Linked DNA regions of Homo sapiens: region 2 is linked to region 1. A link is an interaction called in ENCODE POLR2A ChIA-PET data of the cell type or tissue named here. Cell type or tissue: GM12878. All regions are shown on one strand.

What was found. Peaks named below come from ENCODE experiments on the same cell type or tissue, not always from the same donor. Only the 100,000 strongest peaks of a DNase experiment are listed, where the experiment ranks them.
Region 2: POLR2A ChIA-PET joins it to region 1 with 6 read pairs; 2 of 35 experiments call an interaction of 5 or more read pairs at or near these places.

Annotation. Positions count from the first base shown.
Region 1 is chr4:163,699,477-163,704,476 of GRCh38, forward strand. It overlaps MARCHF1 (membrane associated ring-CH-type finger 1), which reads right to left. Exons shown (of 10, transcript NM_001394959.1): 5 at 1,337-1,387. Among named protein-coding and RNA genes, the nearest start is that of TMA16, 210 kb to the left of the region's middle. In GM12878, no CTCF peak of the experiment used is centred here; a DNase peak (open chromatin) is centred at 2,695.
Region 2 is chr4:163,158,575-163,163,574 of GRCh38, forward strand. All of the region lies in intron 2 of NAF1 (nuclear assembly factor 1 ribonucleoprotein), which reads right to left. Among named protein-coding and RNA genes, the nearest start is that of NAF1, 5.8 kb to the right of the region's middle. In GM12878, no CTCF peak of the experiment used is centred here; no DNase peak of the experiment used is centred here.

The DNA.
Region 1 (5,000 bases):
GTGGTCACAATTTTTTTCTTAATGAGTTATAAAGCCTTTTGATTCTGAAAACAGAAGAGAAGAAAACAAAAACGTCTCTAAATTGGAAGTTGATCTACTTTCTTTAATGTCTGAAGATTATGACTATTTTGGGGATCCTCTTCAAAGAAAGTAATATAAAATTACTAATATAAAGTTAATTTCAGGAATGTGGAGGGGTCCTGGCAATTGAGAAGCCTTGAAATGGAATCTCTAATGGTGACAAATCCATCTTGCTTCTAATTATATTTTTGAAAGTCATTGTTTTCCATTTTGACAAATGACTCTAAATTACTTTTCACTTCCCAAGCACCAGGTGTATATATCACATGGCGACTCATTTTAAAGAATAGCTCTTACATTTTGTTTTTTCAGGCAACATAAAATCTAGAGTATGTCTCTCAAACGATAATCTTTTCAACACTCTGGGGTCCTACTTAGATTTATATACAGTCTAGGGAATATTTTGTTTTTTTTTTTTAATCCACTGACTCTACAACCTCTAAATATGGCCAAACTGATGTTTTTATCAAATTGATTTCTAAAACTTGCCTTGGTGACAAAAATAGTTAAATTCCCCCAGAGTTCAGCCCAAAGTCCAGAAAAATTAAATTCATAAGAATTATACCATGAATGTTGATATAGTTTCAACTTGGATATGTGGCAGATCTATGGTGTTTGAAATGAGAGAAAAAACATACTTTACATAATACTATGACAGTAGCAAATTGGCCAGACATGGTGGCTCACTCCTGTAATCCCAATACTTTGGGAGGCTGAGGAGGGTGGATCATGAGCTCAGGAGTTCTAGACTAGCCTGGTCAACATGGCGAAACCCCATCTCTACTAAAAATACAAAAATTAGCTGGGCATGGTGGTGGGCACCGGTAATCCCAGCTACTCAGGAGGCTGAGGCAGGAGAATCGCTTGAACCCAGAAGGCGGAGGTTGCAGTGAGCCAAGATCTCACCACTGCATACCAGCTGGGGCGACAGAGTAAGACTCTGTCTAAAAAGATAGATAGAAAGAAAGAAAGAAGGAAGGAAGGAAGGAAGGAAGGAAGGAAGGAAGGAAGGAAGGAAGGAAGGAAGGAAATTATCTCTTGCACACAGCATGGAAAAAGAAAAAATAGCCTACTTATTTTCTTGCGTAAAATCATGTCTTCTTATTACAGTAAAAGCTTAAAAGAGTTAAAACCATGAACAAATCACATTTGTGTTCTGCTCACAGATAACAATTATAGGTTAAACATTATAAACATTTATGTGAACTCATGAAGTGCAGAAGTCAACAAACAAGAAAATGAGTACTTCACCTACTTTTGAAATGTTACTTGATCGACTTGCAGATCGCCCTGGGGATTTTTCATTCTGAAAAATAAAATGGGAAACATTAATTAAAAGAAGGTATGGTACTTTCACCATACTGTACCACTGAGAAGAGAAACCACAGCACAAGGAAATCTGTGAATGCTCTCTATATTGTTTTGACTAATACACATATTAATTGCTTACACAGAATGCTTTTTTCTTTTATGAAATCATATTTCTCTAATATATATTAGTGTACTTTAAAAATGCTTCAATTAATATCTGAGTATTAATCAGGTTACAAGTATTTGTTTCCAGGAAATAATTATTTCTCCAGAAAAATTTTTGAAATTCTTCGGCACTAAAATTAGACAGTAAAACTGTAGTCTACCATTTCCCCTCTTGCCCTTGCAACTAGGAAAGTTTGAGTCAATTCTGGTTTTCAATATCATTAAATATTCTGTGCTGGGTATATGCTATATACATCCACCTCGTATTCTTCTAAACTGCATTTTATTTATTTTTTGTTATTTTACATACTCTGAAATTAAAACATTTACTTTTTAAAATTTAAGATGCTTCTGACTGTATATGTTTCAATTAAAACTTAAAACTTTTATAAATATTTATATCCTCAGTTCTTTCCTCTTAAAGAATTTTTTTATTTAGCAGAAAAGAGGCATGAAAAAAGCTTTTGAATAAATGTTTTTTAAAAGGTCATATAATTTTAAAGTAGAAATGGACCTTAAGTAGTTGGGCCCTCCCGTTTGAAGCCCAGAGACATTGTGTTCCTGAAAATTATATAGCTACTTTTTCTACTCTGCCAATTATGTGCTGATAGATGATCAACTGGAAAAATCAGAGTTTATAAGCATTATGCATTCTACATGTAGAAAGAGATCAAAGATCAAAGGACACCTCTACTTCTGTAGAGAAAATGTTGTTGGAACAATCAATTCTGAATACTAAAAGTTTATAAAGGATCTGACATAACATTGTCATTGAAATAATTTACCAATGTAAGAATTCCTTTTGTTTTTTTTTTAACTTCTGGACTCAGCCCCAAAGTGGGCCTGAGTAGGCAACTGCAATGCATCTTGACATAGGTCATTTTTGAGAACTAAGTTGTTATAACAACCCGTGGGGCTGAAATTGCCCATGATGACTACTTGAGACAGTTTTAGAGACACAGTGATGACAGGATATGGCAGATGTGTTATTGCAGAAAAACAGTGGCTGCATTCACTGCAAACTGTCACTGTGTCATGTGCAGGCTTACAGATATTCCAGCTGAACAGTACTTTTTCCTTTACATGCAACATCCATCTCATACAACCACTGATGTCACTGTGGAGCATGTTATTACAGACCGAGATGAGTCACAACGATACGGTTAGTTACAGCTCATAACAGCCCCATGCTCCAGCTGGAGATTAATGTATATGCTACCACAGACATTTTTCCCTGATTAGCTCCACTGGTGATGGAGGGAGGCACTTTTCTACTGACGTCTCAACTCCTCTTCTAGAGACTAGAAAACAAAATCAATCCATCTTTCCTTCTCAGTGAAATTTAGGATTTTGACACATTATTGTGTAGGACAGAGTCACATAATATAATAGGCTTTGGGAGAGACTGGTAGCAGTGGTTATTTTGTTATGTTTTCTATATTTACATGACATTTGAGAACATGATTAAGAACTAGAATTGAAAGGTGCTGCCACAGGAATCACGCAAAATAAGAAATTTAATTTTGCATAGGATTACTTAATTTTTCACACTGAATGGGACTTTATGGTGTTTTGAGATAAAACAAGAAAGGCCAGATTCACTTTACAATGTGTGAGTTCACCACACAGTTATAATAAGAATATTATTTCCACACTCTCTACCAGCATCTGCCAATCTAATGGGGGAAAAGCATCTGATTGATTATTTAATACTTCAAAGGATCTTTTAACTTGAAATGGATTGGCTTTATTTTCTCCCAATATAAGGTCAGGCATTGAAATAAACAAACTTAGGCAAAGGTTAACCTTTTTGCCACGGCTACGTTCTCTATTGTTTCTACACCAGTACATGGAAGAGGAAAGTGCATCAGAAAAGTTAACACGTGGTAGGACAGTGGTGTACGCTATGCTGTGCTGGCAGTGATGTAAACTGAGAGACTGCCTTGCAATGAGAACTCTAGTGATGTGCTAATTCTGGCAGGAGTACATTGTTTGACATTCCTGGACTTCAATTTCCTCATTGTAAAATTGGGGAGATAATATCTTGGAAATCTGTGTAAGGAACAAATGAGTTATAAATGAAAACATTTTATAAATTGTGAAGTTATGATATTTCCATTATAATTCACAGGTATAAGAAACACTGAAAGAGCTTTCTTTAAAAATCATGGTGATCATCATAGGTCACTATACAATTTTTTTTTTTACATAAACATCTTATTTTCTATATCTTGCAATTCTGCCTTTGATTCTGGCACATAAAATTTAAAAATTAAAAATTAAATCATTCTCTGCCCAGGGGGATTAAGAAAATTGGTTTGCCTTGCTTTTGAAGCAAAGCACCAGAAACATTTCCTCTCTTGGAAAACGTCCAAAGCAATCTGTCCAATTTGCTACTAATTAATTGGGTGGCTTGTCCCATTACTATTGCAATGTCATACTCTTCTTTGAAGATTAGTCAATATGGTTGTCATACCTCATTACAATCAGTTTAACTACTTTACCTTAGATTAAAAATAAGCTGTCTCAGAATCTCAGAATCTAACATAACTTACTGGCACCCAAATTATAGTGACCTTGTAGGTCAATAAAAGTTGGAAGCAACAAGAGTTCCTAACAAGTCTGCGTGGAATGGAGAGGATCATTAAGCAGTAATGTTGGATTTCAGCATGTCATTCATAGTATACAGACAGGGAGAGAGACTTCCAGTTTCCTAAGTTTTATTGAAAATATTTTCAAGAAGTTTCTAATTTTTGGTTTGCTATGAATGTGTCTGATATTAATAGTTCTGTTTTGTGACTATTATCGTTTTTCAAAGTTGATCCTACTAAACATGGTTGGATTCTTTTTACTAGCAAGGAAAAATGATTACCAAATGAGAAAATCATTACCAAGTTTTGTTTTAACGAATTTTTAATGTTAGAGTCTAAGGAAAGTGACACAGTTCCTTTAAAACGAAGTGGTCTGTCCTAACAATACACAACATGACTGGACATGTGTGAATCTAGGTATAAACTTTCTGTATACTATGTCATTGACTGAGGGACATAATAAAGCTTAAAAAAGTTTTTTTTTAATGTAATATGAAAAAAAAATAAATATTTCTGCAAAAAAAAACACACTAAGACATTCTTACAGAGACCACTAATCTGATATTCTGCAATTTTATTTCCCCCCTTTTTTCAGGTTAAAAATCCCAAGTATTTGAAAGGAGAAACTAAGGTAATTTGGAGGGTCATCTGAAAAATTTTAAGTAGACAATAGAGCAGTTTTTGCTAGGGTAATTATAACTTGGAATAGAAGAAAAGTCTTAAACAATGTGGTTTGTAAATAAAAAATAAGCAAGGACATAGGGAAATTGAATACTGCAATAAAATTTGATTAAAAGATATATAAAAAATCTCATACCTATTAAGTTATAAACATTTAATGTCTATGAAACA
Region 2 (5,000 bases), 540 kb before region 1:
TCTTGATATTTTTCTTTTTTAAATGAATACATTATTATCCTGTTTTTCTCTAAAATTACTGTTAAGAGAAACAAAGTTCATAATACTTTCAAAATTTAATTTGCTTAAATATAAAACTATAGTCCATCTCAATAAGAAACCTCCAACAATGAATATAACTTTAAGCCTATCTTTCATGTTAATTGAGTGCATATTTCATCAACTTTAAGACACTGATTTTATATCACTAAGATAAAAAGACTGCCAAATAATTGTAAAATGCCACAGAGTATTAGCCTAAATTTTTCAGAAATCCTTATTACCTCCCCTTCCACTCAATCCTATCACTTCTTATGTGCAGTACACCATTCATCTGACATTCAACCATTAACTCTCTGGTGCTACTTTGCTTTCAGCTAAAGTGTATATGCTCATTCTCTAGTTCCATTGCTCTTTAACAGATATTTGTCTTTATCTTCTAAAGCAATCAGCAGAATTCACTTATTAGAAACTACTGAGGAATGGGGGAATCTAAACAATTGAATGTTTCTGTGTAATAATAATTATATATGTATATACACAGGACATAAATGGATACTCTACTGAATAAAACAGTATTTATTTCATGTTTATGAAATCATTCATGCCTCATGTAAGCTTTATTGAAATATTCTGTAAGATATAAAACTTTAATTTAAAAAACCCTGAGTATTAATTATTTTTGAAGAACACTAGTGAATATTAATGAAAAATGATCTTAAGTATACAAACCATTGCTTAAATAACAAGCACTTTGGGAAGAATGTTAATAAGTGCTATCAAAGTGTATTCTAAAATAGAATTTAATAGTTCCAAATATACATATAGTAATAAAAACCTAAGTTAAAAGAGGCCTGCATTCAGGACAAAATTTATAAACCAACTTATGCCTAGAAAACAATATATTCAATTGATAATTACTAAGTGTAGACCAAGATGCAATACAATTTCATATATGATGGGAGATCAAACAGGCATGAAATATTCTACTGCAACTTCCAACCACTTGAGTGGTCCAGATATTTCCATACATTCACGTTAGGACATTTTAGAATGTGTCCACACTGCCACAATCAGGAGAATAGAGTGTACTCAACCTAACTACCAAACGTACTTATTTTATAAAATAAGCAGTCACCAAAGTATGACAGCTAAATTTCCCCCAAAATTGCCAATAAGCATTAATTTTTTTCTTGGTCATGCTACATTATATGCCTAAAGACACATTATTATCCCTACTGAAGTATTATCCATTTCTTATCTCCATAAACATTGTGCTAATAATTTTTAAATGTTATGTGAAGCCTTTCAGGTTTTCAGAAAACAATGGGCACTAATTTATAAAACTCATTTCTGATTAAGACTTTAAAAATTATAATCCCAAATATTTTTATGACCCTACATTTTTAATTACACTTGATACATTTGAATGAAGAGTTCAGAGCATCAACTGCTGATAAAATTGTTTAAAAAGAATCTCAATTTTCCAATTCATCAAAACACTAAATACATCCTATGTGGCTCAACGTAGTTCCAAAGCTGTAATATGTATGCTGCTTACAGTGACTGTGTAGGTTATATATAAACCTTCTGAGCATTAAAAAAGAATTTATGTTTAAAAGAATAATTTTATCTAGTTAAACTTATTAATTGTGACATTATGAAGAGAGCCACTTAAGACTCTCCTTTTTCATTGCCACTATAGCTCGCTAATTCCTCTTTTATTCTCTTCCCCCTTAACGTACCCTCACATTAAAAAACAAAAACAAAAACAAAAACAAAAAACTGGGTTATAACCACATCTTGGGATGGCAAGATTTGGTTATAACCTAATTTTAAAAATTATATCTTTCTAAGGTTTAAGAACAATCATAAAGTTATTTCACTGTAGTTCTCATCTACCTAAAGATCTGCATTGTACATAGTTAGATCGCAGAGATCGAACAACCCACAATGGAAAGATTTAAAGGGATAGATCCAGAGAGGCGACATTCCTGCTTGAAGCACAGACTAAATGGAGGTAAAAATTAAGCTAAGCATGCCTGAGTGACAATAGGAAACTGCTAGAAAACTCTTTAGAAAGTGGTTGGACATAAAATTGGGTTAAACTGGGCTAAATTGGGCATGTCTATGTCCAGATCCCTGAAGGTCCAGCACAAATTCTAAAATTGGTTTTAACTGTTTGGCACACTTTAATTTGTGTATATCTTTTGGCAGAAAAGTTCATTAATTTTCTTCAGAATTTCATTAGATAGTTAATAGACCACATAGAGCTTGAAGCTCCATCTAGCTAAGATACACAACCTCTGCTGCCTAAAAGTCTAAGTGACATATCAAGAGGCCTGAACAAAATGGCACATACCACACAAGCTAGGAATAGTTGTGGAGAGGAGATGCTTCCCAGAAAGAATGGACTGTCATTTTCCAAAAAAAAAAAAAAAAAAAAAATCTAAGCTAAATAACAGAATTGTCCCAAAAGCAAGCAAGGAAATACAACACTAATTAGCCAGTTCATGGGACACTGAAAGCAAAAGATGCCATTTTTAGAGCCAGAGATACTGAAATCCATGTATAAGCTAGAATTAAAAAGATCAATCTGTCCAGGCACGGTGGCTCACGCCTGTAATCCCAGCACTTTGGGAGGCCGAGGCAGGTGGATCACCTGAGGTAAGAAGTTTGAGACAAGCCTGGCCAACATGGCAAAACCCTGTCTCTACTAAAAATAAAAAAATTAGCAAGGCGTGGTGGTGGGCGCTTGTAATTCCAGTTACTTGGGAGGCTGAGGCAGAAGAATAGCTTGAGCCCAGGAGGTGGAGGTTACAGTGAGTCGAGATCGGCCACTGGGCTCCGGCCTGGGCGACAAGAGCGAAACTCTGTCCCCCCTCACCAAAAAAAAAAACCAAAAAACAAATCTATAGATAAACAGAGGAAGCCAACCAATAATGAAAGAATAAAATGCCAGAGAACTGTGAGACTATCCAGAGGCATGTAAAAGAAACAGTGTGACTAGCCTTCACAGCTGCCTTAGTTCCCAGCTGCTTTCGAATAAACTTCCATTTCTCCTGAGGTAATATGAGTCTCTGCTCCTCCTAACAATGAGTCCAACATAAGTCGTACATGATATCACTTCCAAGTATTTCCCTTTCCCTCTAGTGAGTATAATCCGTTGTTACTGTCTGCCCAGCATCCCCTTTTGGAATGGATATAAGCTCCCTTTCCTGTGAAAGATAAACCATTCCATGTGGTTTATATAGGGCTGATATTACACCCAACATCCCACCCTCCTCACAATACATACACATTCACACTCCCTTTCTGTCAACTGGCTGTTACGCACTCCCACCCTCTCGCACTAGCCCATGTGCTCTTTCAAGTGTTCATTTTCCTACACATGCTCTCCTCACTCTCTCCTACACACTCGCCTACACAAACAGGAGTGACTATGTGACTCACAGCCAAGCAATCTGAATACCCATTCCACTAGCCTCAATGATCTGTTCAAGGCTGTGTTAACAGACCATAAGCCAGCAAAAGTCAACTCCAAGACTTTCATGCAAGAGTCTATCAGTGGTAAAACTGCCAGCCCTGAGAAACGGACAAAGAGGCAGACTCCTAAACACACTACATACCTGTAACTATACACTATCCTTAGTACTCAGGACAAAGTCATTCTTTTCCCCCAAACTTAAGATTTGAAACCCCGAAGAAGTCCTTATATCTTCTTTCAGACCTGTAAGCCAGAGATTTAGGGCAGACTGGGAAACTCATCAATTCCTCTACCTATCTCTAGCAGCACAGTGGTCTGAAGGACTTCTAATAAGTTTCCCAAATAAAGACTATAATTGCCTCTTCCATCATTCCCAAAGATCCATTGAAATGGTCACAGAGAGGAACAGACCAACCCATCATTCCAAGTTTGAAAATCTAATAACATTCAAATGGAATTTTGTCTTTCGAGGCAAACATACACTTACACAATTCAATAGCATTTTTAGCAATTAAATTTATTTGTCTCCACTTTATTTACTGTCTGTGTCTCTCCATTAGACACTATGAGAGCAGAAACTGGACTGGTCTTGTTTACAGCACCTGGCAAATGGCAGGTGTGCTATAATAATTTCTTAAAGAATTAATAAATATAAAATGCCTATTCACACACTCATTCTATAATCATGTATTACTTTGGCCTGAGAACCCATTATCTATAAAGCACTCCACTGGGGACTATGGGAATTACAAGGATCACATATGAACTCAGTCCTCAAAGAACTTGTTCTTGGACTCCTTGTGGCCACAAATCCTTTTTGATCTTCTGATGAAAACAGGGACATTCTGTTCAGAAAAATACCTAAACAAATATGCTAAGACTTTGCATTAAATTGGAAGAAATTCCCAAGGTAAGAATTGCAAATCTAGTAAGACAATGATATGTATGCATTTACAGAAGTACTGTGGTCTTTTCTTTGTTCGTTATTATATTCTAATAAGGAAATTATGTAGAAAAATGATCAAGAGACAAGCAAGAAAGACCAAACAAGTCTCCTACTTTCAGAAAATAGTTATGCTGGGAGCCTTTGTGTACAAAGACCACTAAGAAATATTAACATATCTGTAGCATGAAAATATGAGCCACTGATGAAGCTGCATACAAATCCAAAGGTCTTCAAGTTATAAAGCATAAGCGAGACGAGAATTTCTTGTTATGAGTAGAGAAAAAGAGAAATAATTCAGACTGGCAGAATCCATTCATGAAAAAGGCTCCTGAGTGCCTGTAGGCTTTAATTTATTTTTTCAAATCTTGCATTAAACTATCTCATCAATTTAAGTGTTATATAAGAATTATGATTAGTGACCATTAAATATTTTTAAAGCATTAATAATTAAAACTACATGCAGGGGTAGAAAAAAAACAATGTGATAATATGGCCTACATTCTGAAATTCTGAGAAGGCTTTCCTCTTGGGTCATAGGTTTCAATCAGA